Linked DNA regions of Homo sapiens: all the other regions are linked to region 7. The links are chromatin loops, found by intact Hi-C in ENCODE. Cell type or tissue: mammary epithelial cell. All regions are shown on one strand. Region 1 holds the start of LINC02874 (long intergenic non-protein coding RNA 2874). Region 2 has its middle 35 kb from the start of KRT80. Region 3 has its middle 5.8 kb from the start of KRT84. Region 4 has its middle 6.2 kb from the start of KRT83. Region 5 has its middle 5.7 kb from the start of KRT85. Region 6 holds the start of KRT86-AS2 (KRT86 antisense RNA 2). Region 7 has its middle 20 kb from the start of MIR9898.

Region 1 (4,000 bases), 670 kb after region 7:
GCTCAGGACAGCTGTCAGCTCTCAGGAAGGAGACACCTGTCATTTCCTGAGCACCTACCATGTGCCAGGCACCAGGCACACCTCTGAATTTCATTGGTATAATTAACTTGAAGGGGATTTCTGATCTTTCGTAGAAAGGAGAAAAATGAGGATCAGGCAGAAGTGAATTCAAAGGCCAATCTCTTAGCACCGAGCACAGCCATCCACTCACCCTCAGTGCACTCCCTGGGGCCAGCCACCACCACCCCTGGGAACCACTGTTTCTTTTCTAAAATTTAAAAAAAAGAGAGAGAGAGATTGGGCCAGGCGCAGTGGCTCACACCTGTAATCCCAACACTTTGGGAGGCCAAGGCAGGCGGATCACTTGAGGTCAGGAGTTGGAGACCAGCCTGGCCAACATGGTGAAACCCCATTCCTACTAAAAAATACAAAAAATCAGCTGGGTGTGGTGGCACAATCCTATAATCCCAGCTACTTGGGAGGCTGAGGCATGAGAATCGCTTGAATCTGGGAGGCAGAGATTGCAGTGAGCCGAGATCGTGCCACTGCACTCCAGCCTGGGCGACAGACTGAGACTCTGTCTCAAAAAAAAAATACAGAGAGAGGGTCTCACTATGTTGCCAAGGCTGGTCTCCAACTCCTGGACTCAAGCAATCTTCCTGCCTCAACTTCCCAAAGCTCTAGGATTACAGGTGTGAGCCACCTCACCCAGCCTCACCGTTTCTTCATTCATTCCTCCATCCCACATTTATCAACGGCTTCCTCTCCTCTGCTTCATGGCCAGTCAGTCCCAGAGGGCAGACTTTGGGAAGCCCACCAGCTCTCCTGAAGGAGTCAGGCTTGCCTGGGAAAGGGGGCACTTGCACCCCAAGTCCACCAAGGCAGAGACAGGTATCCCTACTCCCTGCAACCCTCTCTCAGCCAGCGGGTGGGGCTAGCGTGGCCTCCATGGCTGCAGAGGGGTCTCTGGCCTGGACTGCAGCATGGTCTTGGCAGCACACTCCTGCACCCAGTAGGTGCTTCGGGAGGCATCCTTGCTGTCCCCTGGCATCAGCCCTGCAGTGGGTGAGCAGGTGAGGTGGCAGGAGCAAGGAGATCACCTCTCATTCCTGTGGTTTCAGGTGCCTGGCTGATGTCAGGCCTGAGTGATGTGGCAGTGGGGGCAGGGGGTCACTGTGTCTGGGGCCTGAATGGGGGCTGAGGCTTTTCCTTAAAAGTTCATAAATCACTAAATATGTCCCCTTTCAGCACAGCCACACCCTGGGCCTGTGAGGATGCATCTCCTCATGCAGACACAGACAGCTTTCCTCAGGCCCTGCTCACTGCTCACATGTGCCTTTATGGTGCCACAGGGATATGGTCTCATATCCCTCACACGTGCAGTGAATACACACATGTGCACATAACTCACACAGGCAGATAGTCCCTCTTGGGCACACAGGTGCATGCTACAAGCAGCCTTGTGTAAGTGCCCACAGCCCCCTCCCACCTCACACATGTCCACGTGGCTTCATGCTATTCCGGTGCCCACTGGTGTCCCCAGGCACAGAGAAGCACACACTTGGCAGGGCACTTAAGCTTCTCCAAGCACTCAGGGAAACACATGACTTTGTGCTATCGCACATGCTCCCAAATGTACACACTCACAAATATGCAAAGTCTGCAGGAGCCTGAATTCCATCACACACCTGCACAGTCATGTGCACTCAGCACTCACACATACACTGCGGTTCCCAGGGGTGGTGCTCACTCAAGGCAGAAGGTACACACTCAAATCATGCACACACACCAGATGCGCACGTGCATGCATGAACAACAGACTATGCCCAGGTGTCCACACAGCATTCGCACGTTCATGCCCACCAGTAGACTTGTAAGCGGGACCTTCAGGACATCAGGAACGAGAGTACAGCAGGGAGGGAACTGCAGCTGGCAGGATGCTGCAATCCCCAGCCTCACCTCTGGGAGCCGCTGTCGGGTCTGCAGCCAAGCCCTTGGCTTGGAAGGGCAGGAGCCTGCCTGAGGCACAATCCCACTGGCCTGAGCCAGCAGGTGGCACAGCTCAGGCTGGACCCAGCCAGCCTCAAGGAGGGAAGAGAGGGACATCATGGTGGCGCTGGACTCCCTGCAGGGTATGGGATGAACTCTGCTGCTCAGATGGGCAGGGGCTGCAAGAAGGAAGAATGGGCAGCTTGAACTCAGGGAGGCGGGTCTGTGGTGGGGCAAGTGGATGGAATAGAACTGGAGGGTGGAGGAGGAGATGGGAAATGGAAGGGCAGGGGGTTAAGGAAGAAATAAAGGAGGCAGAGGGAAGGACTGCGGGGAGGGAGACGAAAAGGTTGAGGATAGGAGGGGAGTGAGAGAGAAGAGAAGCAGAGAAGAAAAAGTGAGGAGAGAAGAGGGGCCAGACCGGGACAGAGCAGTGCAGGGCTGTGAGGAAGGAGGTAGAGGGATGGGCACGCCCTGCACCACCAGCCACCTAGCCTCCCTGTCCTGCCAGCTCCATACCCCGTCAGGAAAGACAGGCCAGGGCTCTGCTGCCCTGTGCCTCCTCCCTTCTCCAGACCCAGGATGTCGGCATCCCTGGATTTTGAGATCCAAAAGGCAGGGCTCAACTTACCCCACATGGAAGACAGTGACTCACACAGATGAGCCTGCTAGAGCACCTTTTCCAGGAGCAGAGACCCACAAGGGTGGACGGGGGCTTGCTTTCCCCTCTCCTGGGGCTGGCAGGAACACCCCACTCTTACCCCAACTCACAGTGATCGCCGGAGGGTGGTGCACTCTGCTCCAGCACCTGCCACCTGCCTAACACGCACTTGGGGACAGCTTCCAATAGGATGCAAGTGGCAGACAAAGGTACCCCAGGAGGGCAGGTGGGGGAGGGTGAGAAGCACTGGGGAATGGGCACCCCTCATCTCCCACAGGCTCAGCGGCTCCCTCAGGACAAGGAGAAAGCTGGGAACCCTAAGACAGAACTGGAGGTTCTCGTTGCCTAAATCTCTCCTGGCTTGCTGCACATGGAACCCATTTCTTCCCATTCAGGGCTCTGCAGAGGCAGAAGATGAACAGTAAGATGCAAAGATCTGGCAACCTTCAGAGCTGGGTGAGTCCTGGGGTCCTCACCCCATTACGCCTAAGCTACAACCCCATATTCCCTGTCCTCCCAGCCCTGGGGGCCCTGGTCCCACTACGCAGGGGTGGCTCAAAAGCCCAATGAGCTGGAAGGGTCTGAGAGAGCACCCCATGTCACAGGGGAGGTGAGGCAGCCTTGGACCTGGGATCTTGTTTGCGGCTCTTTATCATGGACACACTCCTAGAACTCCCCAGTCCCTCCACCTCCTCCTGAAGTACTCCAAGAGCTGGTCAACACCGAGAGCCCACCTCAGGCTGTGGCACGGCTCTTGGTGGGGCCTGGTGGGTCATGGGCTTGCCTCTCCCATAACTCAGGGCCCAGTTGGAGACACCGTGACTGTTCACTAATCAGACACCTGAGTGTGTAGGAGAAAGGCCTTGCCCACTCTATTCTTCAGATGAGAACACTGAGGCTCGGCGAGGCGACAAGTCTTTCTGAGGGCCAGTGGAGCAGACCAGCCTGGGAGGCCTAAGGGAAGTGCTGGCAGAGCTGAAGCCGCGGTTCCCCTGCCTGGTCTTGCAGTCCAGCCCTCCACCTCACCCTTCCCCCTCCCTCAGCCCTGCCCTGGGCTCCAAACTCCGACCTGATGGAGTCCCCACACCCTCTCACCTGGGCAGGCCCACCTCAGACTGCCTGCTCTAGACCCACACACCCCATCCCCTCCTCCCTCTGCAGGAGCATGCCCCTGCCATCACTCCCTTGCTCCATGAAACCCAAAGGCAGACCCCTCGCAATCCTCCCCATTCCCATAGCACTGCAGCCCCTGCATCTGACCACATCCCTTCCTGCTTAAAACTCTTCAACAGCTCCCAGCTTCCCTTGGAACAGAAAGCTCACTCCTCATGTCAGCATTCAAGAGCCCCG
Region 2 (4,000 bases), 720 kb after region 7:
TCAGGCCATCACAAAATGCAGCCCCATGATCTTGGACTTCCCAGCCTCCAGAACCATGTGCCAAATAAACTTCTATTGTTTATAAAGTACCCAGTCTATAGTCTTCAGTTATAGCAGCACAAAAGGGACTAACATCCCCAGGCCCCTAGCCCCCAAAAGGTTATGCCAGCATCAACTCAACTGCAGCCTTTAAATCGTGCCCCCCCAACCCCCGACCCATCATTAGCCCCCGTCAGGAAGAGGGGTGTGCCACTGCAAGGCCAGCACTCAACATTCACTTGACAAACATGCATTGACAAATATTTATTGATACTTACGATGTGCCAGGCACATTCTAGGCCCTGGGGATACAGCTGTGAACAAATCTGCCCAAATCCCAGCCCACATGGAGTTTATGTTCTCATGGGAAGAAAAAAACAAGGAAGAAATATATTCATGTAAAAGACATAGCTGACTAGACGTTGATAAAAAGTGCTATGGAGAAAACTAAAGCAGAAAGAGCATAGGGAATGTTGAGAGTAGGGTGATTAATAGGGAGGTCAGGAAAAGCCTCACTAAGAAAGGAACATTTTGGCCAGGCGCAGTGTCTCACGCCTGTAATCCCAGCACTTTGGCCGGCCAAGGCGGGTGGAACACCTGAGGTCAGGAGTTCGAGACCAGCCTGGCCAACATGGTGAAACCCCGTCTCTACTAAAAGTACAAAAAAATTAGCTGAGTGTGGTGGCAGGTGCCTGTAGTCCCAGCTACTGGGGAGGCTGAGGCAGGAGAATCACTTGAACCCAGGAGATAGAGGTTACAATGAGCTGAGATTGAACCACTGCACTCCACCCTGGGTGACAGAGTGAGACTCCATCTCAAAAAAAAAAAAAACAAGAGATGAAGAAACAAGCCACGCAGAAGCCTGGGGAAGACCATTCCAGGAAGAGAGAATAGCAAGGCCAGAGGCCCAGAGGCAGAACAGCAAGGGCAAAGGCCCGGAGGCAGAACCTGCCTATCATGTTTGAGGACTTGCGAGGAGGGATGAGGGGAGAGGCGGGGGGTTCAGCCTACACTAGGCCTCAGGGGCCACTGTTGAACCTCAGCTTTGACTGAATGAGATGGAGGGTTTGGATCTGACCTCTGCAGTAAGAGGCAGGGGACCACAGCAGTACCATAATATCTGGACTTTTCTCAGCCTGCATTTGATAAGCAATAAAAGAGGAAAGGGCCTTCCCTGCCAGTCTCTGCCTTTTGTCCCATAATTTCCACTTCAAATAATCAAATGGGGGGAATAGTGATCATTTTGTATCCCAAGTATCCTAAGATACTCCCCCCGTTAGAATGTTAGCTCCCTAGCAGTGGCAGGAGCCACTGAGTGTGACTTGATCATTACCATATCCCCAGCGCCTTGCAGTGGACCTGGCACTTAGTAGATGCTTGGAGAAATGTGCAGACATACCAATGACGGAGGCTCTGGCAACCTCTCATAACCTCCAGGGTGACGTTGCGTGTCCAGGCCTGAGCTGGACACCTGGAAGACATTGCCCCATTCAGGAGAGCTCAGGTCACCCAGAGGCAACGCTGAAGTCAGACCTTGAGCGTGCCTGACTCTAGAGCCCTTGCCTTCCTTCCCCTCCTCACTGTCACCAAGAGCCAACACCCCCTGCCTCCAGAGGGACATGCAGGCCAGTGTGGTCACTCTCACCTCCCTCCGGCTCATTGGGCCCGGAATGTTCTCAGAGGGTGAGGGATTGTCCCTGTGTCTGTCCTTCTGAGGGTCTGTGAGTCTGTTGGAGAGGGCCTGTCCCTCTGGGGAGGATGTGTATATCTGGCCCTCTGGGAGTCTGCCCCTCATGTTGCAAAGTTCATGTTCCTCCACCCTTTCCCCGCAGGTGGGTCTGTGCCCGTGGTTCAGCCCTACCCTCCCCACTCCCATTCCCACCTGCTTGTTCCATGGCTCCCCACCATCTGCAGGCTCTGAGCGCCCCCTGCTGACCACTGCCTCATCTGCACCTCCACGCCCAATGGGGAACCAGATACCTATGGCCTGGGGTCTGGGACAGTGCAAAGAGCTGTTCCTGGGGCGAGGTGAGAGGATCGCTTGAGCTCAGGGGTTCGAGACAAGCCTGGGCAATATAGTGAGACCCCATCTCTATCTAAAAATAAAAATAAAAAATAAGAAAGAGGTAAGTACAGGGGGCAGGATTAGCCTCCTTGAGGCCTCTACCCCTGACTGGGGGCTGAAAAACACCTAGGCCCGCCTCCACACCTGGCCTTAATCTCTTTCATCCCATCCGCCACCTTCCTATTCAACACTCATCCCTGCCAATCCTACCTCTCCCCAAGCGCCCCTCCTTCGAAGTCCCTGTACCACCAGCAAGGCCATCACACATCCTGCTGTGACACTGACTCAGTGGGACTGACATGCAAATAGATTCCACACATGTGGTGAGTCAGGAGCCTGAGAAGGGGACACAGGCTGAGTGAACTGGAGTGAGGTCAGCCTTTGGAGATGACCACATATACCTGGGGACATGGCTATCTGCAGATATGAACACACATATGCACAGCCTATGCACACACCTACTCACAAATGCAGGCACACTGTGCACAAGCATATGTTCTTATGCATATGTTCACATGTGCACACATACAACACATACATGTGTACCCAACATACGTGCATTGTGCAAACATAAGTGCAAATGGACATCTGTGTGCACACCTCCATCCCTGGGCGGAGACATCCACGCCTACATGCAGGTGTCCTCAACAGGCGCAGGCAGACTGAGGCCCACCATCAAAGCACACATCCGCACATGTGCATACACATAGCCCTTGATCAGTGCTCACATGCACACACGTCCACAGGTGCCAGGAGTATAACTGGACTGAAGTCAGACAGACCTCAATTTGAACCCTGACCTGGCTTTATCACTCAGTTGCTCTGTGACCCTGAGCATCTGCAACTTTCAGAGCCTCAGTTTCCCCACCTGTAAAACTGGGTAATAAGGATGCCTGCCTATAGGGTTGGGAAGATTAAAGGAGACAATACATGGAGCAGACCTGCAACACAGACCTGCAACACAGCTAATGCCAGCAAGCATTAGCTGGCAGAACCCCAGCCTCAGACCTGTATATAACTGTGACTATAAAGTAATGAGAAGGGTCCCCTCTGGGGCGTGAGTCCCCCAGCACAGGCACACACATACACATGCACACACACACACACACACACACACACACACAGAGGCTGCTCTGTGTTTCTGCTGTTTACAAAGCTGCCTAGCTACGACCTGAGATCAGGAGCATGTGGGCTCACTTGGGAGCCCCACCCTTCCTCCCCAGCCTGTCAGAACAGGGCCTAGCGGGGAATCCTGCATTCCTCCTCCTCTTGGCTACAGCCTTTAGGGGTACAAAATGGAGGCCTTGGAGTCCTACTTCCCCCAGGCCCCCCCATAGGCTTTGCCCTTTTGCAGTGGATTGTGGCTGCTTTAAGGAGCTCCCTGAGATTGGGGGAGACTAGGGTCCCCCTGGAGGCTCTCCAGCCTGCCTGACAGTCCTCTCCTCAGCTCCATCCCCCTACAAGCCCGTGGCTGCTAAGACCATGTTTCTGGTGGAGGGAGGCCCACGGTGTCCCACCACATACTCTCCCCATGACCTCCTGGAAAAAGGAAGATGGCCAGTGTCCTCCTCTCCCGAGGATGCTAAGTCCCCTTGCAAAACCCTGCCCTGACAGGCCACTGCTGCCCCAACCCCCATGGCCACCCCAGTGCCTAAGCACTGAGGGAGAGGAGTTCCCTGTCGTGTACTCAGAGTGGAGAATAACTTGAGCTGATAAGCTAACTCTGAAGACCTTCCAGGGGATCAGGGATAGCCACATGGCCCCACGTAGTTTCAAGGTCAACCCTCGAAAGTGTAGCTTTCTGGCTGGGTGCAGTGGCTCATGCCTGTAATCCTAGCACCTTGGGAGGCCGAGGCAGGTGGATCACCTGAGGTCAGGAGTTCGAGACCAGCCTGG
Region 3 (4,000 bases), 490 kb after region 7:
GTGCTTCCACCCTCTGTGAGGCCTCAGTCCCCTTTCCTCTGCCTCACCGACCCCCTGAAACAGCCCCTCCTGGGGGGTGCTTTCCCCCTTATGGCTCCCCTCTCCTGAGAGTTGGGATGACTCCCCACTCTCCCCAAAGAGCACCCATGCTGCGCCAAGCCCTGCATTAGAGGCTGGTGCTGCAGAATTGACTAAGACTCCCTCTTAACCTTGGAAGGACGCTCAGCCTCCCGGAGAGAAGATTCATAAATAATGAGGGCCAAACAGCATGGGAGCCCCAAGAAGCAGCTCACGACTGCCTGGCGAGGGTCAGAGACAGGATCACAGGGAAGACTGTATGGACAGGGGCTGAAGGGAAGTCTAGAGTCAGATCTGAGAGCAAGCATAGTCAGCAGAACCCATTCCTTCACATTCTCATTGGCTCATTCTGCATCTCTCAAGCACCTGCTATGGGGCTGGCTACCCAGGGCCTGGAGACTCAGTGCGGAATGAGACAGCCCTGGTCACGGCCAGTTTACCCCATAAAGCGCAGTAGACACTGTATGTGGGGCCGATGGTAGAGAATGTAAGATGGGGCAGCCACTGTGGAAGACAGCCTGGCAGTTCCTGAGCGTGGTCCCCACAGAGGTACAAGGTGAGTCAGCACTATCACTCTTAGGCATACATCCAAGAGAGATAGAAACCTATGTCCATGCAGAAACATGCCCGTGAAAGTTTATCACATTACTCCTAATAACTAAAATGTGGAAACAACACTGTGTAGACATGTCACAGTGTCTATCCAAAATATGGCACACCTACACAATGGAATATTCTCTGCCATATAAAGGAGTCCTGTGCTGATACATGCTACAGCATGGATGAACCTTGGAAACATTATGCAAAGTGAAAGAAGCCAGTCACGAAAGGCCACCTATTTTACAATTCCATTTGTATGAATGTCCAGAATATGGGAATCCACAGAGAAAGCAGAGCTGTGGCTGCTTAGGGCTGGAAGGAGGAGAATACAGAGCTTAGGGGAGTCATAGAAGCCACAGCTAAAGGTTGCTTTGGCCCGGTGTGGTGGCTGCACCTGCAGTCCCAGCCACTTGGGAAGCTGAAGCAGGAGGATCACTTGAGCCCAGAAGTTCAAGATTGCAGTGAGCTATAATCGCACCACTGCACTCCAGCCTGGGTGACAGAGCAAGACCTTGTCGCTTAAAAAACATTTTTTTTTTATAAAAAATAAAGGTTTCTTCTGGGGTGATGAAAATGTTCTAAAATTGGCTGTATTGATGGTTGCACACTCTAAAAGCCATTGACTCTTACATTTTAAATGAATGAATTATATACAGTAATAGCAATTATATCTCAGTAAGGCTATTTTTTTTAAATGGGGCCTTGGCCGCATGCCCCATGGGCTTACAGCCTACCGGGAAATACAGACCGGGGACACAAAATTACAGCTGTGAGGACTGTTGTGATGGTGGCAGAGCAGAAGGCCATGGGGACAGAACTGAGAGTCCCACCTTAGTCCTGAGGCTCTGGAAGCTCCCAGGAGGAGGGGCAGGCAAGCCTGAGTCCTGGAGGCCCACGGGACTGTCTGGGCAGGATGCCAGCAGCAGGCTCCAGGCTGGGGCATCACAGCTGCCAGCTGGGCACGCAGCACATGGCTGGGGCCTGTGAGTGTGATTCCGGGGATGCACATCCACATGCTGGGAAAGAGAGAAGGAAATGATGGATCTGAGAGCCTTGTTCCCACTTGAAGCCTCGTCTCTCTGGACCTGGGCCTGGATCCAGCTCCACTCCCTGCTGAGGACTAATTCAGAGCACCCTAGAGCCAGAGTGACCCTCCGCCCTGTAGTCAGCAAACAGATTCCAAGGAGACTGGCCACCCCATCTCACAGATGGCTGCTCGAGGCCCAGGAAACGGCCCACCTTGGTGTTGGGACTGAGCTAAGAATGAAGCAGAAGAGGGAAGGAAGACTCCCCCCACTGCGGTGAGGTAGGCTCGGGGCCTGGTAACCACCCTTTTGGGATTTTGGTTCCAGAGTGCCTGGCCCCTGATAAGTGTCTGCTGGGCAGGGAGGCTGCCTGGAGTCATCCCATAAGCACTGCTCATCCCAGGAGTGTGCTCCCACGCTCAGCCCTGGATGTGAGCACAGAGACCAGGGCACCCCCTCCAGGACACCCACCAGGGACTCCCCAGCATCGTGCAGCTGTGTCCCCATTCCCCCTTCCTCCCCAGGAGAGGAGACATTCAAAACAGGCGGGACAGATGTGCCTCCTGGTGGTGGCTGGGATGTCTGCATTCCATTCAACACAGCAAACACCTCCTGAGTGTCTTCTGGGGTCAGCCCTGCAATGGGTGCTGGAATACAGTAGGAACAGGCCCCGGCCCCCTGCCCTGGTGAGAAAGAGAACCGTCTGCATGAAGCCAGAGTTTCACTGTACTCGGCTTGGCCTGGAGTCTCCTAATCCCAGCCCCTCCAGAATGTGCCAGTGAGGATAGGATGGGGAACAACCCAGAGAGGCCTAGGGAGGCTGGGGGGACCTGAACTGGAGCTCTGTATTTCTGTGTCTGTCTCCACAGAAAGTCTCCCATTTCCTGGCCCTCTTCCTCCTGAAGCTTTCAAGTGCTCACCAGAGTTTCTCTCCCTCCCACACAGCTCCTCCTTGTTCCCCTGGCCCCTCCCTTGGGTGACTCTGCCCCTAATGGCCCTTCCTCACACCAGTCACATCTGTGGTCCCAGGTCCACCCACGATTGCCACACTCCAGCCAGGGTCACCAAGTACCCAGAAAGAATCCTGGCAGGGGCTGGAATTGGGAAAATGGCTCTAGAAATGGCACCCTGAGCAGAGGAGGGGGTGCTTGGAGTCGCTGAACCTGGAAGAGGCTGTCCTAGCCATCCTAGCACCTAAGTGCAATGCCAGGCGCACATTAGCAACCAATAAAGGTGTGTTGAAGCAAACTGAACTAGATGTCTACCAGGAGCAACATTTTCACTCTGGACAGGTGACAACCATGTGGGCCATGTGAGACATCGCATTAAACCTGAAAAAACCATCCTTCCTGGAAGAAGTGAGAGGGGTGGGTAGAAAACAAGAAGGGGGTGCTTTATCTTCCGTGGGGAGGCGTGTTCATTCATCTGAGAGGGGAGAGAGGAGGAGGTACTGGCAAGGGTGGACCTAGCCTCTCACACACACCCCCTGCCCCCCGACCCCCACCCCTGCTGGGGGGACTCTGAAGCTTCCTTTCCCAGCAGGAGCAGGTCTTAGCATGAAAACTTCTCCAGCCAGTGCCTCTCTCCAGCACAAACTCGTCCCCAGGCTAAACAGAAGCCCTCTGAAGCCTTCTCAGAATCTGGGCTTCCCCTGTCATCCCCTTTCCCACACACACACCCAGCCACAGTGCAAACAGCGTTCCCAGAACCTGCATGGCCAACCAGGATGTCCCCCTCCCTCAGGCAGCCCTTCCCCTCCCTTTCCTCTGCTCAGCGTTTCTGCCTCCTCCCTGCTCCACAGATAGGATCCTGATGACCCAGCAGCCAGGCATGGTAATGCAGCCACGGAGCCTGGGCTCAGCCCGCAAGTCTCTGGAGTTACACTCAGGCTGACTGACAACAGCAAGAAGAAACTGTTGCAGCAGCAAAACCTCCTACCCAAAGTTGCCAGGGCAACTCCGCCCCCTCTCCCCACCTGCCACCCCCTAAAAAATGACTGAGGGTTGTGTTATGCATCGTCTGGCGAAATAATGCCTCCAAACTGCAAACTGCTGATGGTGACAGTTCATCACAGAGCAGGGACTATGCTTGACTGGTCCCAATTACAATTACCCCCACCCCACCCAGCCTGATCAGGGTTGAGGGAAGCTGGGACATGGGACAGGAATGGCTAATGGGGTATGAATGCATCTGCCATGGGAGCAGGAAGGAGGCGGGTGTGGATGGGAACAGGGATGACTGTGTAGAAGTGAAGGGAGGATTGTGCAAAACAGAGAAGAAAAGGGAGGAAGGGAGGG
Region 4 (4,000 bases), 550 kb after region 7:
TTATAAAGTAACACCTCTTTCTCTCATAATTCTAGATCAGTAGAAGGTCCCTGTCTGTGAATTAGAACCCTGCTTCTAAGATGCTTCCAAAGTAAGTGAGACTGATAGCTGGGGGAGAGGACAGAGAGCCCAGGGCAGAATAAGAGCTTTGACCCAGGACAAGAAGGGGGAGGGTGCAGCTACACCTGAGGCAGCATGGAGGCAGAAGCAGTGTTTCTGGGATGCAGAGTTCTGAGAAGAGAGTGTACAATGACCAGGCTGAAGAAAGGGGGTGTCTGAGAAAGCAGCTTAGAGTCTCCTGCATCTGATGGGGAAGGGAGACACAGGCTCTTCTGATTTCTAGGGTGAAGAAGTAGACCTAAAATCCTATGGATGGCTATGTACAATAAACTAGGATATTCGCTGTGGTATTGTGTGAGGAAGGGGAGAGCAGATGCATTTTTCCTGTGTTCCCCGATTTGCAGCCAAGGCCTAAAGCTGAGCACAAGAGGTTGTCAGCATCCCTCCTCTTCTAAGACAGCTGCACACACATGGTCACCACCCCTCATAGCCATAGGCCCAAAAGATGGTCTCAGAGGACAACTGAGATGGAAGAGCCATCCAGCAGCATGGAGGGCAAGATGTGGCCATATGTTGCAAGGCAGCACCAGGGTAGGGGACCTTGTGAAATCAACCCTCCAACAACAGGCTTGTGGGCCACCACCTAAATTTAGAGGCAGCCACGGAGCCTGCTGCCCTAACAAGCTATCACCTAGGCAGGGAGCCCTGCCTGACAGTCCCTCCCCTGACTCAATACATGCTGCAAATCTCAAAAGAGAAGGAAGGTGGAAGTGTGTGATGAAAAGACCCCCATCCCACCAGGCCATGAGAGCCATAAATATGTTAGTTTGGGCATGTGGAGAGGTGGCCTAGTGGCGGGGGGAGACAGAAGAGGTTTAAATGGAGCTAAAACTGAAAACTTACAATGAATTTCGATTGTCTTAATTTCTGGAATGATGCCAATACTCAACAGTGATTGCAAATTATGGAATCCAGGTAAGTCTGTTCCACTTTACTACAGCAGTTACTAAGTCCTCAAATTTAGTAGCTTTAACAACCAAATTTGTCTTACTTGAGGACTGCAGTCCGAGCAGGGAGAGCTCATTGTGTCTGTTCTAAGGAGCTCCTGCACCCTCAGGCAGCACCCAGAGACTCACAGCGTCCGGAGCAGTGGCCACCCTTCCCCTGCTGCTCAGACCCATGAGGGGAAGAGTGGCCAGCCCCAGCCCCTCACTGCTTCCAGAGGACACTGCTGGCCCAGATAGCACCCAGAGGGGTGCTCTGTGCACCCAGGTCCCTGAAATCCTGCACTGTGAGTGCTCCTGAGGAGAGCAGGATGGGTGTGCATCTCATGGGAGTGGGTGGGGTGCAGGGTGGAGAGGACTTGGGAGGTGCTGAGCAAGGCTGTTGGGGGACCGGGTTAATGTGTGGGGCATAACCAGACAGGTGGAGGGTGACCAACAAGCTCAAGCACAGGGCTTGGCTTCGGGTTCAACATAAGGCCCACTTCAGGTTGCCCAGCCTGGCTAAAGCCTCCCTGTTCCTGGAGGGATCCAGCAGGAGTGGTACAGCACGGAGGGTGGGGTGGGACATGACGCCCTCCAGGGCTACCCCCTCCAATCGTTCAGAAGGCTTGTGGGAGGAGTATCAGAGACGAACAGGAAGAAAACCTTGGCCCAGAAATGCTTGTCATTACCCCGGAGCTGGAGCTCACCCAGCTTCATCACACCTGCATGGCATGCATCCATTTCATAGACCGAAACCCTGAGTTCTGTGGCTCAGAGAAGCCATATGAGTCATAGCTGTGCTGCAGAAGGTGCCTTAGAAAAGATGTCCTGGACTGCCAGGATTGCCACAATGTTCCCACCAGAGGGCACCCTAGCTTGGCATCAGGAGGTACCCAGTGCTGCCATCTAGGAGAGCCCTTTTCCTACAAGAAGCCCTCCTATGTTGATCAGCGTGGAGTGTGGCTTTCGTGGCTCTTCCCTGCCTGGAGTTTTTCACTTTCCCAGGGGCTTCTCTACATGTGCTCAGCACTCGGCCGTGTACCCCTCCGTGGGCAACCCACCGCCTCCACCCCAGACATTAACTTTCTAAACAGATCTTATGAGCCAGTCTCCCCTCCTCCAGCCCATTATATGCCTTCGCAGCTTTAGTTCCCAAAAGCTCCACTTTCAAGATGCATCTCCCCAGGCACCAAAGGCTCAGCAGAAGACATCTGAAGGCTCCTGGGCCTGATTTTCAGGCTGGCCCCAGCAAAGCTCTCTAACTCATCTGCTAGGGTGCCTCCAACTTCCTTCTGCTACACATAATGCCACAATGAATAACCTGTTCTTTGCATAAGGACTGCTTTCATATGTGGGGTTGGATTTCTCTCAGGAGTGCGAGTGCTGGGTCATTTACACATTTACACATGCCTGAATTCACTGAACAACTCTACGTTGCTTTCCAGAATGTCTACACCACCCCACGCTCCCAACCACAGTGCCCCAGGGTTCTCATCCTCCCACCCCTCCACATCCACCTTTCTGATCCTTGCCATTCTGATGGTACAAACATAACTTGTGGCCTGATCTGCATCTTTCTAAGGACTGGGGGCAGTCATCATTTCTTCATATTCCTATTAGCCATTTGGGCTTTCCCTTTGATGAACTGTCTATTCAGATCCCTGACTAGCTTTCTACTGGATTTCCTTTCTTTTACTTGTGGATTTGCAGGCATTCCTTATATATATAGACGTTTCTTATACACACACACACACACACACACACACACGTATAAGGAATATATATATATATAAATATATAACTTTTCCCAGGCTATCAACTACCAACTATTTTTTTTTCTGTGTAGTCTTTCGCTAAACTGGAATTTTTCATTTTAATGTGGTCATGTCGATCCATTTTTTACCTGGTCTTTATTTTCAAGGTTTGCTTAAGAAATCTTTCCCCACCCATAAGTAAGGACATTCTCCTACATGGCTTCTGCTTGCCTTTTAGCTTTATCTGTCCTGGCCTTTAATTCATCCGAGGCTTCCCATGGGACATGGTATGAACTAAACTCCAGCTCTATGCTTTCCATACGGTGTGTCTATTTTTTACAAATCTCACCAACTGAATAAATGGCCCTTTGCTTGTTGCAACCCTCATTAAATACCAAGCTTTACTGATGGGAAGGGGCCTGTTGTGAGTGTCTGTGCTGCTCCATTAGTCTATCTACATATTGCTGCACACTTTATTATTACTATTTTATCTCGAGTCCTCAGACTTTCCTTTCCTTTTTCATAACTGGCTTTGCTATAAATAAACTTTACTCTTTCAGAAAAAAATTAATTTTATCAAGTTCCTCAAAATAAATCCGGCTGGAATTTTTGTTGGGTTTGCATTGAATTTGCCAACTAATTTAGGGGCAATTTATAACTTTAGAATGCTAGGTCAAAGTATTCCTGAATATAGCATAATTCCATTTAATCAGATTTTGTTTTTTATTTTCATTATAGAGTTTTATATTGTTCTCCATAGACATCTTGTGCATACTTTATAAAGTTATATAATACTTTATTGTTTTTAATCTGTCTTAGGAATGACATCTTGTTTGAGATCTTGTCGCCCAGGCTGGAGTGCAATGGCGCGACCTCAGCTCACTGCAACCTCCGCCTCCCGGGTTCAAGCGATTCTCCTGCCTCAACCTCCCAAGTTGCTGGAACTACAAACGTGCCTGGCTAATTTTTTTGTATTTTTAGTAGAGACAGCGTTTCACCATGTTGGCCAGTCTGGTCTCGAACTCCTGACCTCAAGTGATCTGCCTGCCTTGGCATCCCAACATGCTGGGATTACAGGCAAGAGCCATTGTGCCCAGCCATATTTTCCATATATTTTCTGATTAGCTGTCACTGATAAAGAAAAGCACTTTTGATTTTTGTAAGTTGACTTTGTAACTAGCAGCACTGCTCAACTTTTCC
Region 5 (4,000 bases), 510 kb after region 7:
CACTAAAAAGTAATACATAGAGATACACTCAAAAATCAATAGAGGTCAGGCGTGGTGGCTGACGCCTGCAATCTTAACACTGTAGGAGGCTGAGGCAGGAGAATCACTTGAGCACAGAAGTTCGAGACCAGCCTTGGTAATATCAGAAGACCCTTTCTCTGCAAAAATAAGAATAATTATAATAATAAATAAGTTTTTTAAGTCATAGATCAAAGGAAAATATATTAATATCTAAATAATCCAAAGAAGATAAAAAAGAATAGAGAAACATCAGAAAGGCCAAAAAGAAAACAAATAATAAAATCACAGACCTTAAATAAAACAATATTAATAATTACATATAGCATAAATGGTCGAAACACACTGTCAGGGAGAAAAAGCTTTCCTTTACCCACTTAGTTTTAGTGCTTGGAGTCTGTGAATTAAGATGACCAAAGACAGATTAACAGAAGGAAAGTTTAATGCCTACTGTCACTGTCTTTGGTAATTTGTGTCACTTTCAATCAACCTCATTTACTTGACATTTATAGAGCACACCACCCCAAACAGAAAAGTATACATTCTTTTCAAGTGATAATAGGGAACATTCACCAAGATAGACCTTGTAAATTATGTAGCCAGTCCTGCCTGAATAGCTCTATATCTAGTAAGTGTGCACTGAATGTACAGTTTTAAACCTTCCCACAGAGAAGAATTCAGGCCTAAGCATTTTCACTTGTGAATTCTACCAAACATTTAAGAAAGAATTCAACCCAAACTCTTCCAGAAAACATAAGAGAAGGGAAAACGTCTCAATTCTTTTTGAGACCAGCATTACCCTGCACCAAAACCCAATGACATTATAAGAAAAGAAAGCTATAAACTAGTATCCTTAATGAACAGAAATGAAAAAATCTTCAGCAAGGCATTAGTAAAGTAAGCACAGTAACAAATGAAAGGATAGTATATCATAACCAATGACAGTTTAGCCTGGGAATGCAAGGTTGGTTCAACTTTCAAAAGTCTATTAATGTAATTCATGATATCAACAGACTAAATAGGAGAAACAGTATAATTATCTTGACAGATGCAGAAAAAGCATTTGACAAAATTTAACATCCATTCTTGGCTTAAAAGAGAGAGAACTCTCAGCAAACTAGAAATTGAAGGGAACTTTCTTAGCCTGGCAAATGAAATCTAAAAAAAAAAAAACCTACAGCTGACAGCATACTTAATGGTAAAAGACTGAATGCTTTCTCTCTAAGATTAGATACAAAATAAAGAAGTCTGCTTACACCACTCTTAGTATTGTACAAGCTGTCCTGGCCACTGAACTAAGGCAAAAATATACAGGTTGGAAAGGAAGAAATACAGCTCAGAAGTCTTCATTTTCTATATAGAAAATTCTAGGAAATCTTTATTTAAATATCTACTAGAGCTAATAAGTGACTTTAGGAAGGTTGCAGGATGCAAGGTCAATATACAGAAATCAATTGTATTTCTATACACCAGCAATGGAAATTAAAAAATTGTTGAAATATCATTTCCAATAGTACCATTTAATTCCAAAGGATAAATACTTAGGCATAAACCTTTAAAAAGTATATGAGGATCTGTATGCTGAAAACTACAAAACATTAATGAAAGAAATCAAAGAAAACTTAAATAAATAGAAAGATATACTGTGTTAATGAGCTGGAAGACTCAATATTATTAATATGTCAGTTATCTCCCAGAGATGACATAGGGGTCAAACCCATGGACAAGGGCACAGGCAGACCTGAGTTCAATCCCAGGTCTTCCACTTACTGGCTGCGTGACCAAAGGTAATGAGAGGTAACAATAATACCTAACATATGTTGAACTGAGTAGTGTTCCAAATAATTCTCACAGGTTAACTCATTTTATTCTTTCAATATCCTTAGGTGGTAGGTGCTTTTATTATTTCCCATTTGACAGATGACAAAACTGAGGCCCAGAGAGGTTAAATAAGTGGTGAGGCACAGGAGCTCTGACTCCTGAGCCCATGCTCACCACCACTGTGCTGTTCTGCCTGTCACGTAATCTCAATACGCCTCTTGCCTCATTTGTAAAATGGAAAAATATGTCGTACCTCAAAGAGATGTGGGGATGACATGCAATGGTAATCCAAGGTGCTTGGCACTCAACCTGGCCCACAGTGGGTACACAATTGCTTCAGTAGTGGTGGTGGTGGTGGTGTTTCTCTTTTGTCAATGAACAATAGCTTTGTCAGCAGCTCAGCCACTCCAGTACCAACCACAGGTGGATGCAGAAGCGTCAGGGACTGTCTCCAGCTTCCAAAGATCTGGAAACCAGAGCCAGCTGCAGGCAGATCCCTGGCCTTCTCTGCTTCTGCCACGACTGAACTGCTGCCAGGCCAGCTGTGGGAATTTGCTGCCCTCTTCTGGCCACCAACTTCGGACAAGAAGGCGTAGGAGATTTTCAAAGCAGGCTACCAGCAGGATTGGCTTGTGCAATATAGCAAGGAGAGGAGGGAGCTTAGAGTCTTGTAAAACCATTTTGTTTTTCTCCAGATTTGTAATTAGGACACAAACATAAAAACAATAAGTAACAGCTTTTAAAAATAAATCTATCTCCTTTCTCACCAGCCCAACCCAGCCGTTTTCACCGTTCTGTGTTCTTTGTCTCCATGGGTATTCAGAAAACCACAGCCTTGAAGCAGGAAAGAGCCAGGGAGGGGTCTTAGTCCCATGGCTTTCAAACTGCATGTGTTCCTCGGGGCTCAAGGGCCAAGGCTTCCCACAAGCTGTCATTTTCTGCCAAACCTCAAATATCTAAAGTATCCAAGATAGCCATTCATTTATACATTCATCAGTCAACAATATTTACTGAGCACTTACTATATTCCCAGCACTTTTCTAGGTGAACAAAATGAACAAAACAGACAAAATCTCTGCTTCCATGGAGTTTACTTTGGGGTGATGGGAAAAACAGACAATAATCCACAAATAGAATAAATAAGTAAATTCTGGACTGTGTTAAGTGTGATGGAAAAATAAATAAATAAGAGCAAGATAAGCTGGATGGAGAGTGCCCTGGGGTGGAGGGCAGGTTGCCATTTTTTTAAAGGGTCAGAGAGATGGTATAGGGGCAAAGCCCTGCAGGAGGCAATGGGCAAGCCACTTGGATGACAGGGGAGCATTTGGGTGGAAGAGACAGCAGGGCACAGGCCCTGAGTCAGGAGTGCACCCTGTCCTGGTGCTCCAGTGGGAGGTCACTGTGGTTGCTGAACACAGGGAGACCGGTGACAAAGGCCACAACACAGACAGGCAGTGCAGGGCCTTGTTGGCCATTGTTAGGACTCCAAGCAAAATGGGGAATTGGGTGTTTGAGCAGGGTAGAGACATGATCCAACTTATGTTTTACGGGGCTTACTCTCCTCGGCTGAGAATGGAGTTGGAGGGCCAGGGGCAAACAGGGAGACCAGCATGTCAATCTTATCTATTCTATAACTACATAAGTAAATACATGGCTTTATATAGCTGTTTTCCTCCTAGGATTTGGGGAGATGGCTCAACTGCCAAAAAGAAAAGAAAGAAAACATTTCAAAACCATTCATGCAGTACATTCCTGAAATCAGAGGCTCTGTAACGACTGAGCCACTGCTCTGATCCCGAGTAACCATGGAAAACAGCAAAGCACCAGGGAATGCTGCCAATAGGAAGGCACGTGGACAGAGTTCGGGAGGAGAATGGAGTTTCTTGGAGTTGCCGTGGAGCAGGCCAGGGAGCAGCTGTGTCAGCTGGGCACGGAACCCCGCCATGACACACTGGAGAACGTAGAGTTGCTCTGACCCTCCTTTCTCTCACTTAGGGTCCCTGAATCATGCCCAAGTCTTGTGAAAGTCAAAGAGAGGGAAAGAGGGCTAAGAAGAGCCTCCAAGAGCTGCGTCTCAGCAGCGGCAGTGGCGTAGCCTTAGATGCATAATAAAAGTGTGGCCAGCAGAGGCAAAGGGCGGTACCCAGTTTGAATCAGCTGT
Region 6 (4,000 bases), 600 kb after region 7:
CTCCACAAGAGACTTCCAAGGGGTTATGCAGAATGCCACATGCCAATGGTCAAAAACAGGGCCCAATACATCTCAGGACAGGACACACCAACCAGGACCATGCAGCCTCAACCCCATCACATCTACTCTGTGGCAGACCCTGAGGATGGATGAGACCTTCACTGCCCTCCTGGGGCTCAGATAGAGACATGACCACAGCCAAGTTAGCATCTGACATGTTTAAATACAACGGAGTGTGAGGCAGGCATGCAGAGCCAACAGAGGACTCACACCTTATAGTGCCCTTCTGCTGAGAAGCAATGACTGAACTGAGGACAGCCCTCCTCCCTTCAGAAGCCACCCGACTCACAAAGCTTATAAATGGGCTGGGGAATGACTCTCCATAAATGCACTGGGCAGTTTCCTCCCACCCCAGTCTGGAATGTGGCCCATGGCCAGGGGAGCCTCTCAGGGAATTAGTCTCCAAACCACAAACATTGCTTGTGATCCACAGGGCCCTGGCCCAGGAAGAAACTCAAACCTGACCCCAAAGCCCTGGGGATCTTCTGGATTGACATCAGGCAAGTCCAGGTTCGGTATTTGAAAAGGGAAAATGTGAGCAACAGTCCTGAGTGACGCAGGTTGCAGAATGTACATCCTAGATCCTGCCTACAATTCCCACAAAGTTCCCTTGTTGACATGATCATCATAGCAGGAGCTGGAGAAAATTGGGCTTGAATAGCAGAGAATCTCATGATCCCCTAGCAAAATGCAAGGAGCACAGAGCTGGACTAAAGAATCTTGAAAGAATCTTCAGGCAGCTTGTTTGCATTTGCGAGTGTTGGCAGGTCAGTATTTATCAACCAGGGCTGATGTGTGAGCCCAGTGGGGTCATGCCCCCTACCCCTCAGGAGGGTGGCATCCGGCTAGCCAAGTTTCAGTCCCATTCCTCTTGCATGAGACTTTTCTGTTTACACAAGAAGAGGGCCTTTTGGATACCTGTCCTCTGGGCAGGCACCCAGAAGAACACAGCAGACACTCTGGCACTAGAGTGCCTTAAAAAGTAAAGCCCAAGCCTCTGGCCAATGACGCACTTCAGCCCCACCCAGGGACATAGAAAGCAGAAACTATTGTTGCATTGATGATGTAATTTCATGCAATAGAAAGGAATGTGGGCTCACTGTACAGAAGCTTCTCTTGGGTCTGTGTGGCAGGGAAAGAACCCAGAAATCCAGCCTTTATCTAGCCACCCCACTCTATCTTCCGACCACCAAAATCCAATGCCTTGTAAAAACTCGGACCAACTTACACCCTGGATCTGAAGTAGAGACAGAGCTGGAGCCTCCGTCTGATTTCACAGCCCACAATTTCCTCCACCATAGTGTGTTGTTCCTCTGCCCGCCACCAGATCATATTAACACAACTCGGTGGCCCAATTGTGTGTTAAACCAGAACCCAAGCTTGGGCCACCCAATTGTGTTCATCTCTCTCCAGCCCCCATCTGCAAGGGCCACCTGTCTTCAAATGCCCCATCAGGGTGATAGAAGGCACTGGCCCAATCCCCATCTCACCCTTTTCTGTTTCTGCTCGGTTTCCTCGTCTATGGCCCACCTCCCTACCCAGAACCTCATCTCCAGGAATCCTAGAGTGTCTTCCTCACCATCCTGTCCCCTGAACCAAGCACTATGAGGCCATTCAGTAAGTATGTGTAGAGTGAATGGATGGATGGAGAATGGAATTCTCAGCTCTGCTGCCCAGAAGCTATGGGCCCCAGGCTAGACTCTTCTGCATGAATGAACCCTTTCTCTCGCTTTCCCCATGGACTCCGGGCTCCCCATCCTAAAGACTCTGGTTCTATAATATCGAATCATCATATACTTAAGTCACATAGACCCTCACAGCAGGAGGGGAGGAGGTTGCTTCCTGGTACTGTTCTCGCCCTGACCCCTCCACCGCAGCCAGGTTTGTCTGTGCTCTGGGAATGGCCTGGAGAATCCGGGTTTAAACTCCTGGCAGCTCAGACCACTCCACAACTTTTTATTGCAGAGAAGTCCCTGGAAAGAAGGGGTGGGAACAGTTCAGAGGGGCAGGGTTCTTGGTCCAGGTAAGCTGGCCACCTCTACCCAATGGCACCAGCGTCCAGGCCATCTGCACTGGGGATGGTCAGTCATAGTCCTGTAAGCTGTGCTCCAACGCCTCACGTCCCGGTGTGGGAGGCAAAAAGGAAAGATGATGTGGGGTCAGCTCTATGGGAGGGGGCATCTGACACAAGAGGGCTAAGTCTTTAGGGCAGAAGCTGAGGGTTCCTTGTCTTCTCCGGAGGGAGGCGGGAAGGGTTCAACATCTGCGGGAGCTGTGTAGCTAAAGCCCACGGACACAGCCGGGAGAGCCGCAGAGCGCGTAGCCGCCGCCAGGGGCGCTCGTCTCCAGGGCGCCGGAGCCTGCTCGGGGCTGGAGCAGGCAGGCGGAGCCCGGCTGAACGGAGGACGACTGTCCGAGGGAGGAAAGCCCTTCCTCCCCCCACCCCAAGCCCCAGAAGACAGACTTGCAGACATCTCCTCCAGATACACAGACCCTCCTCCCCACCAGGAGACAGATGTACAAACTCCCCGAAAGGAACAGGTAAACAGACCTCTCCCCAGAGAACAGACCACAGGACCCCCTTCCCCACACACGCAAACGCAGTCACCCCCGAGAGAAGAAATAGCCCCCGACAAAAGGAGAGGCACAGAGGGAGCTGTCACAGACACAGGAACAGAAACACAGCCCTTCTGCCTTCTCAAGAGGAGGCACGCCAAGGTGTGGACGGGGAAGGAGGGAATAAGGAGAATAAGATAATAAGATAAGATCCGACCATGCCAGCCTACTGTTTACTTACTGATGCTCCTTGCCCCAAATCCCAGACCAAGCCAGCGGAAAGAAGGAAGCAGGTGAGTCCATCTGTCTACTAGGTTTGGTATTCTGCATTCCCCAGGACACACACTCCTGACCCTCCCAGACAGCAGTCCTTCCACCCTGCAAGCTCCCTGGCGCTCTCTGATCACTCCTGCCTTAAATTCATATAACTCACTTTTGTTGATGACTTTTTGGAGGAAAGAGAAGACCAAAAAAAAAAAAAAAAAAACTACACTTTCTTTGGCCTGACTTGATCTTGGAAGGTGAGACCGTGAGGGAACATTTTAAACCTCTACAGGAGACCCCAGAGCAGGTAGCTCCATAATCTGAAGACTAGTGTGTGTCCCTAAAGCTGTCACTTAACCTCTCTGAAACTTACCCCTCATCTGTAAAATGGGGATAATAGGACCTCCCTGCCAGGGTTTTGTGAGGTGTTAAAGGAGGTGATCAATGCAATATGCCTGTGGCATGGGTGATCAGTTCCCCCTCCCTCCCCTAGCCTGGTGACAGCCCTTGTCTCCTACTGTTGTCTACTGAGTTGAAAGCCAAGCCCCACCTGGTCATGTAACCCCACCTTCCCCAGGCCTGGGGAGAGGGGCAGAGTTGAGAAGAAGGCACTTCACACAGAGACCTTATTCCCACTGGCTAGGCCTTGGTCCCTGCAGCTGTCTCCATGGACAAACCGGCCCCTGGTCTCTGATACTGGGGTGGATGACTATGGGTCACCCCGTCCCAGGTGCCAAAAGTACACATCAGCTAGAACTTTTTGTTCAAAGGGCTGTAAGATGGTGAGAGAAACCTAGCTCTAGAGGAACGAGTTCCTGGATACCTAGGTCATCTCTCTCCACCCTTCCCTGGCTGATGAGCGTGGTGCTGCCCTGTGCCCCTGCACTCCTCACTGCAGCCACATCTGAAGCACTTCCCAGCTGACCCATCATCCACTCTCTTCACCCTCCAGCAGCTTGTGGCAGGCAGCAATCTCAAAGTCCAGGCCCCACTTGACGATCACAGCTCTCAGTACTCACACAGCTGCTACATCACATCCTGCTTAGCTCGCTGCAGGGCAGCCTCCAGCCAAGCCAGCTTGCCCTTGGTGCTGCCAGAGCCACCCTCCTCCTGCAGAGCT
Region 7 (4,000 bases):
GCAGTGAGCTGAGATCGTGCCACTGCACTCTAGCCTGGGTGACAGAGCAAGACTCTGTCTCAAAAACAAAAAACAAACAAACAAACAAAAAACAAAAGAAAAAATGGCTGGGGGTGCAGTGGCTCATGCCTGTAATCCCAGCACTTTGAGAGGCAGAGGCAGGCAGATTGCGTGAGCTCAGGCATTTGAGACCAGCCTGGGCAACATGGCTAGACCCCATCTCCACCAAAGGAAAAAAAAATTGCTGGGGCCGGGCGCAGTGGCTCATGCCTGTAATCCTAGCACTTCGGGAGGCCGAGGCGGGCAGATCACTTGAGGTCAGGAGTTTGAGATTAGCTCGGCTGACATGGTGAAACCCTGTCTTTACCAGAAACACAAAAAATTAGCTGGGTGTGGTGGCACACACCTGTAATCCCAGATACTCAGGAGGCTGAGGCAGGAGAATCGCTTGAAGCTGGGAGGCAGAGGTTGCAGTAAGCCGAGATCACGCCATGGCACTCCAGCCTGGGTGACAGAGTGAGACCCTGAGACACACACACACACACACACACACACACGCCCGGGGGTGGTGGTGCATGCCTGTGGTCCCAGCTACTTGGGATCACTTGACTGGGGGCGGGGGTTGGGGGGGTATGCCAAAGTTTGCATTGAGCAGAGATCGTGCCAGTGCACTCCATTCTGGGTGACAGAGCTAGACCTTGGCTCGAAACAGACAAACAAAAAGCCAAAAAACAAAACAAAAAAAACAAACCCAAAACACACAAAACAAAACAAAACAACCTGTCCTGAACAAAATCAAACAAGCCACAGGAAACACAGCAGAGAGACCGAGGCCAGAGAGGCAAGGCTCGCCTTGATTCCTGCAGCATAAGAACCTGAGCCAGCACAGAGGGGATTGAGGTGCAGCTGATTAAAGGGGCAAAATCTCCAACACCAGCTTCTGCCTTCATTTCTAGACTTTGAGAATCCAGTATTGGCACTGGGGGACAGTGCTGTGCTGGGGACCCAAGGGACACAGAGAAGCGTGGGCAGCCGTAGATTATCCTCTTTCCCTGCAGCCTGCTGTCAGCCTGCTTGAACTTCTGAAGAATGGGCACCAAGACGGCTAGGATTGACCGAAGCGGGATGGATTTGTGCAAACCGGAGAGACATCAGACATCCACTAGGAGGCAGCAGAGGAGCAGGGAAAGAAACTGCTCTCCCGGCTTCTGGAAGCCGAGCCTGCACACCCTCCCACCCCCTCACTACATCCTCCCTATCCCAGGAGGCTGACTTGGGAGGTTGTTGGGTTGCAGGCCACCACTAACCGACAGGGGGGCTTTGTGCAAATCAGAGGAAGCTCCCATCCTCATGGGAAATGTAGGCTAGGGCATGACTTGGTGAGCGGAGCTTGGGGTGGATCAGTCCACGTCCTCCTATGCCCTGTGCCCTTGGCAACGCAGGGGCCATGGTGGGGGGTGGGTGGGGGGAGCTGAGGGCGGAGGGCACTGAGGAGCAGGGTGAGACAGGCGTGCTGCTGCTGGTGTGCCCTCCACTGCACTGTGTACTGGAGGTTTGAGTGCCGGCGCGAGGCAGCAGGGGCTCCCCGCAGAGGGCGCCACATTGCCCCGCGCTAGCTCTGCGCCGGCTCCGGCCTTTCCAGCAGGTGGCGGGTTCCACTCTCTGTCCTGGAGACTGCTGAGGCCCTCGCGGGAGGTCCACGCCTGCACGGGCCTGGGGGCAGAAGCGCGTGGGCAGGACCCAGGAGGACAGGCAAGCCGGCAGCAGACAGGCCCCAGGAGAAAGCAGCCGCCTGTGAGCCAGCGGCTCCGAGGTGCAGCACGCTGTCGTTTTGGAGGCTCAGAGAGGGGAGTTGGGCAGCATCGGGCAGAGCCAGGGTGAGAACTTCCGTGTCCTCACTCTCAGTTCAGTGCGCCTTCCTCCACAGCACTCCTTCCAGTTGATCCCAATCATGTCCCAGCCTGGCCCAAACCCTTCCTTGGAGACACACAAGCCCCTGAGCTTGGCACTCCAGGCCCGCCTGACCCCGCTGAAGTCACCTCTGCCGTGGCCTTCCACTCAGGCAGCTGAATCCCCTGGGGGTTCCCTGAGGAAGTCGCACCCCCTCACACCCTTAGCCCCTGTGCCTGCTGTCCCCCTGTCTGCAATGCACCTCCTATGGCTGACCCATCCACTTGTGAGCCTTTCATCTTCCCAATTTAGTTAGGATTTCCTCCTCTGGAAGCCGTCCCTGCCCCTCCGAGGCTGGGCTCCCCCTACCCTGTGCTACCCCACAGGGCCCTTCTCACCACACCACAGCCTCCCCAGCAGACGGTGAGCTTGGCCAGGGCCCAGTCTGACTGGAATGCTTCTGTATCCCCGTGCCTGGCACAGAGCAGATGGTTGTAAATATCTGCTGTTAAATGAAAGAAAGGCCTTACTACATTCCCTCCCCACCCTCTGCAGCGGCAGCCTTGCCATCATGGAGGGAAGACACGCAGGCAGGGGGCTGTGGGTGTGTGCATGCGTGTGCGCGTGTGTGTACTGTCAGGTGCACATATGGAGGGCCTCAGGCACCAGAGACAAGGAATAATTCCTATGGGAGATTGTATGTGCATAGGCGCAGACAGGTACAGACAGGCACAGACAGACATGTGCACACCAACCCAGAAAGATGTGGAGCTTCATACACACGGGGAGATTTATTTAAAACAAAAACAATTTTCATGGAAGTGTAACATACATAGAGAGAAGTACTCAAGTCATAAGTCTACAGTGTGATGAAGTTTCACAAACTGAACAGATCATGCTACCAGCACTCATGTCAGGAAGCAGAGCAGAGTCAGCCCCCAGAAGTCCCAGTGAGAGCTGCATTTTTTTTTTTTTCCAGACAGGGTCTCGTTCTGTTGTCCAGGCTGGAGTGCAGTGGTGTGACCAAGGCTCACTGCAGCTGCAGCTTCAACTTCCCAAGCTCAAGTGATCCTCCCACTTCAGCCTCCTGAGTAGCTGGGACCACAGATGTGTGCCACCCTGCCTGGCTAATTTTTATTTATTTTTTGTACAGACAAGTTCTGACCACGTCGCCCAGGCTAGTGGGAGCATTTTGAACACCTGCTGCCTGACTCCTAAGCTGAAAGGCGGAGGGGGAAGGGCACAGGGAGGAGAGTCTGGCGCCCTCCAAGGGCCTGGCCTGCCCTGAGTTGCTCTAGGGGTGTTACTGCTTTTTAACCTCAGGCCCTATCTCTGATGACTTTCCTGCCACCGTCATTGCCCCTACTACTCCAGCACCTGGGTCTGCCGGGCCCTTGAACAGCTCCCTCCTGGGTCTGCCCGGCCCTTGCACAGCTCCCTCCTGGGCCAGCAGGCTCAAGGGTTTATGTGTCCTCTTCCCAGGTCCACCTCAGGTGCCATAGGGCTTCTACGGTTTTGAGCTCTTACCAGCCATTGGCTTATTTCTGCTTTCTTCCCCATGCCTGAGGGGCTGGTCTGTGAGAGGGCATGGCTTTGGCAGTGACATTTTGCAGCTCCTTGCCCCAGCCAGGCTTATCATGGCTCTTGGGTAGGGGCAGCAGGGATAAAACGAAGGCTACTCCGATGTCCTGGAACTGCAAAGCCAATGGGTGGGCAGTGTGCAAAGACCTGTCCCCCAGAGCCAGCTATCCCAGTGCAGAGCTGGCATGACTGTGTTTGGGACAATGACAAGAGCCTCCTGACACTGTGCAAGTCTGTGTGTTGAGACATGCATAGAGACGCTGTGTCCAGCTGTGCATATTTTATGGGGACTATGCATGAAACTATGTGTGAGATGGGGGTTTGGGACACCGTGTGGTGTGCTGGGAGTATATATGATTGAGTTGCACGTGCAGGGCTGTGTGCTGTGGGCCTGTGACAGGGAGTGCTGGTTAGGTATCTGTTCCAGTGGTGGTGTGTGTGCTTGAAAGCCTGTGTGTGTGTGTGTGTGTGTCTGTGTGTGTGTGTAGATGTGTTTGTTGGTTAGGGGCAGTGTGGACAGAATACCTTG

What was found. Hi-C counts contacts between places; a loop is a spot of excess contacts. Peaks named below come from ENCODE experiments on the same cell type or tissue, not always from the same donor. Only the 100,000 strongest peaks of a DNase experiment are listed, where the experiment ranks them.
Region 1: it touches region 7 in a loop (5-fold over the local background); 9 of 110 quality-filtered maps call a loop at or near these places.
Region 2: a loop joins it to region 7, with 13 times the contacts of the local background. A loop is called at or near these places in 102 of 110 quality-filtered maps.
Region 3: a loop joins it to region 7, with 8 times the contacts of the local background. A loop is called at or near these places in 17 of 110 quality-filtered maps.
Region 4: a loop joins it to region 7, with 7 times the contacts of the local background. A loop is called at or near these places in 8 of 110 quality-filtered maps.
Region 5: it touches region 7 in a loop (13-fold over the local background); 98 of 110 quality-filtered maps call a loop at or near these places.
Region 6: a loop joins it to region 7, with 6 times the contacts of the local background. A loop is called at or near these places in 4 of 110 quality-filtered maps.

Annotation. Positions count from the first base shown.
Region 1 is chr12:52,211,648-52,215,647 of GRCh38, reverse strand. LINC02874 (long intergenic non-protein coding RNA 2874) reads left to right here and starts at 2,065. Exons shown (of 3, transcript NR_164133.1): 1 at 2,065-2,132; 2 at 3,046-3,106. It overlaps LINC00592 (long intergenic non-protein coding RNA 592), which reads right to left. Exons shown (of 5, transcript NR_027358.2): 2 at 3,492-3,604; 3 at 2,621-3,049. RefSeq lists an enhancer at 1,640-2,201. In mammary epithelial cell, a CTCF peak has its summit at 1,974; a DNase peak (open chromatin) is centred at 1,947; H3K27ac peaks cover 301 bases.
Region 2 is chr12:52,154,921-52,158,920 of GRCh38, reverse strand. No RefSeq gene overlaps it. Among named protein-coding and RNA genes, the nearest start is that of KRT80, 35 kb to the left of the region's middle. In mammary epithelial cell, a CTCF peak has its summit at 1,977 (motif pointing left); DNase peaks (open chromatin) are centred at 1,510, 1,960 and 3,280; H3K27ac peaks cover 3,107 bases.
Region 3 is chr12:52,389,437-52,393,436 of GRCh38, reverse strand. No RefSeq gene overlaps it. Among named protein-coding and RNA genes, the nearest start is that of KRT84, 5.8 kb to the right of the region's middle. In mammary epithelial cell, a CTCF peak has its summit at 2,269 (motif pointing left); DNase peaks (open chromatin) are centred at 736 and 3,496; H3K27ac peaks cover 2,288 bases.
Region 4 is chr12:52,325,596-52,329,595 of GRCh38, reverse strand. No RefSeq gene overlaps it. Among named protein-coding and RNA genes, the nearest start is that of KRT83, 6.2 kb to the right of the region's middle. In mammary epithelial cell, a CTCF peak has its summit at 1,926 (motif pointing right); a DNase peak (open chromatin) is centred at 1,825; H3K27ac peaks cover 732 bases.
Region 5 is chr12:52,371,138-52,375,137 of GRCh38, reverse strand. No RefSeq gene overlaps it. Among named protein-coding and RNA genes, the nearest start is that of KRT85, 5.7 kb to the right of the region's middle. RefSeq lists enhancers at 598-767, 2,275-2,444 and a cis regulatory region at 2,359. In mammary epithelial cell, a CTCF peak has its summit at 2,403 (motif pointing left); a DNase peak (open chromatin) is centred at 2,387.
Region 6 is chr12:52,277,542-52,281,541 of GRCh38, reverse strand. The region is part of intron 2 of KRT86 (keratin 86); the gene reads right to left. It overlaps KRT86-AS2 (KRT86 antisense RNA 2), which reads left to right and starts at 2,386. Exons shown (of 2, transcript NR_199073.1): 1 at 2,386-2,601. RefSeq lists an enhancer at 266-1,465. In mammary epithelial cell, a CTCF peak has its summit at 2,395; DNase peaks (open chromatin) are centred at 401, 1,031 and 2,391; H3K4me3 peaks cover 326 bases; H3K27ac peaks cover 3,032 bases.
Region 7 is chr12:52,877,277-52,881,276 of GRCh38, reverse strand. No RefSeq gene overlaps it. Among named protein-coding and RNA genes, the nearest start is that of MIR9898, 20 kb to the left of the region's middle. In mammary epithelial cell, CTCF peaks have their summits at 1,167 (motif pointing right), 1,633 (motif pointing right) and 3,185; DNase peaks (open chromatin) are centred at 1,216 and 1,636; H3K4me3 peaks cover 363 bases; H3K27ac peaks cover 516 bases.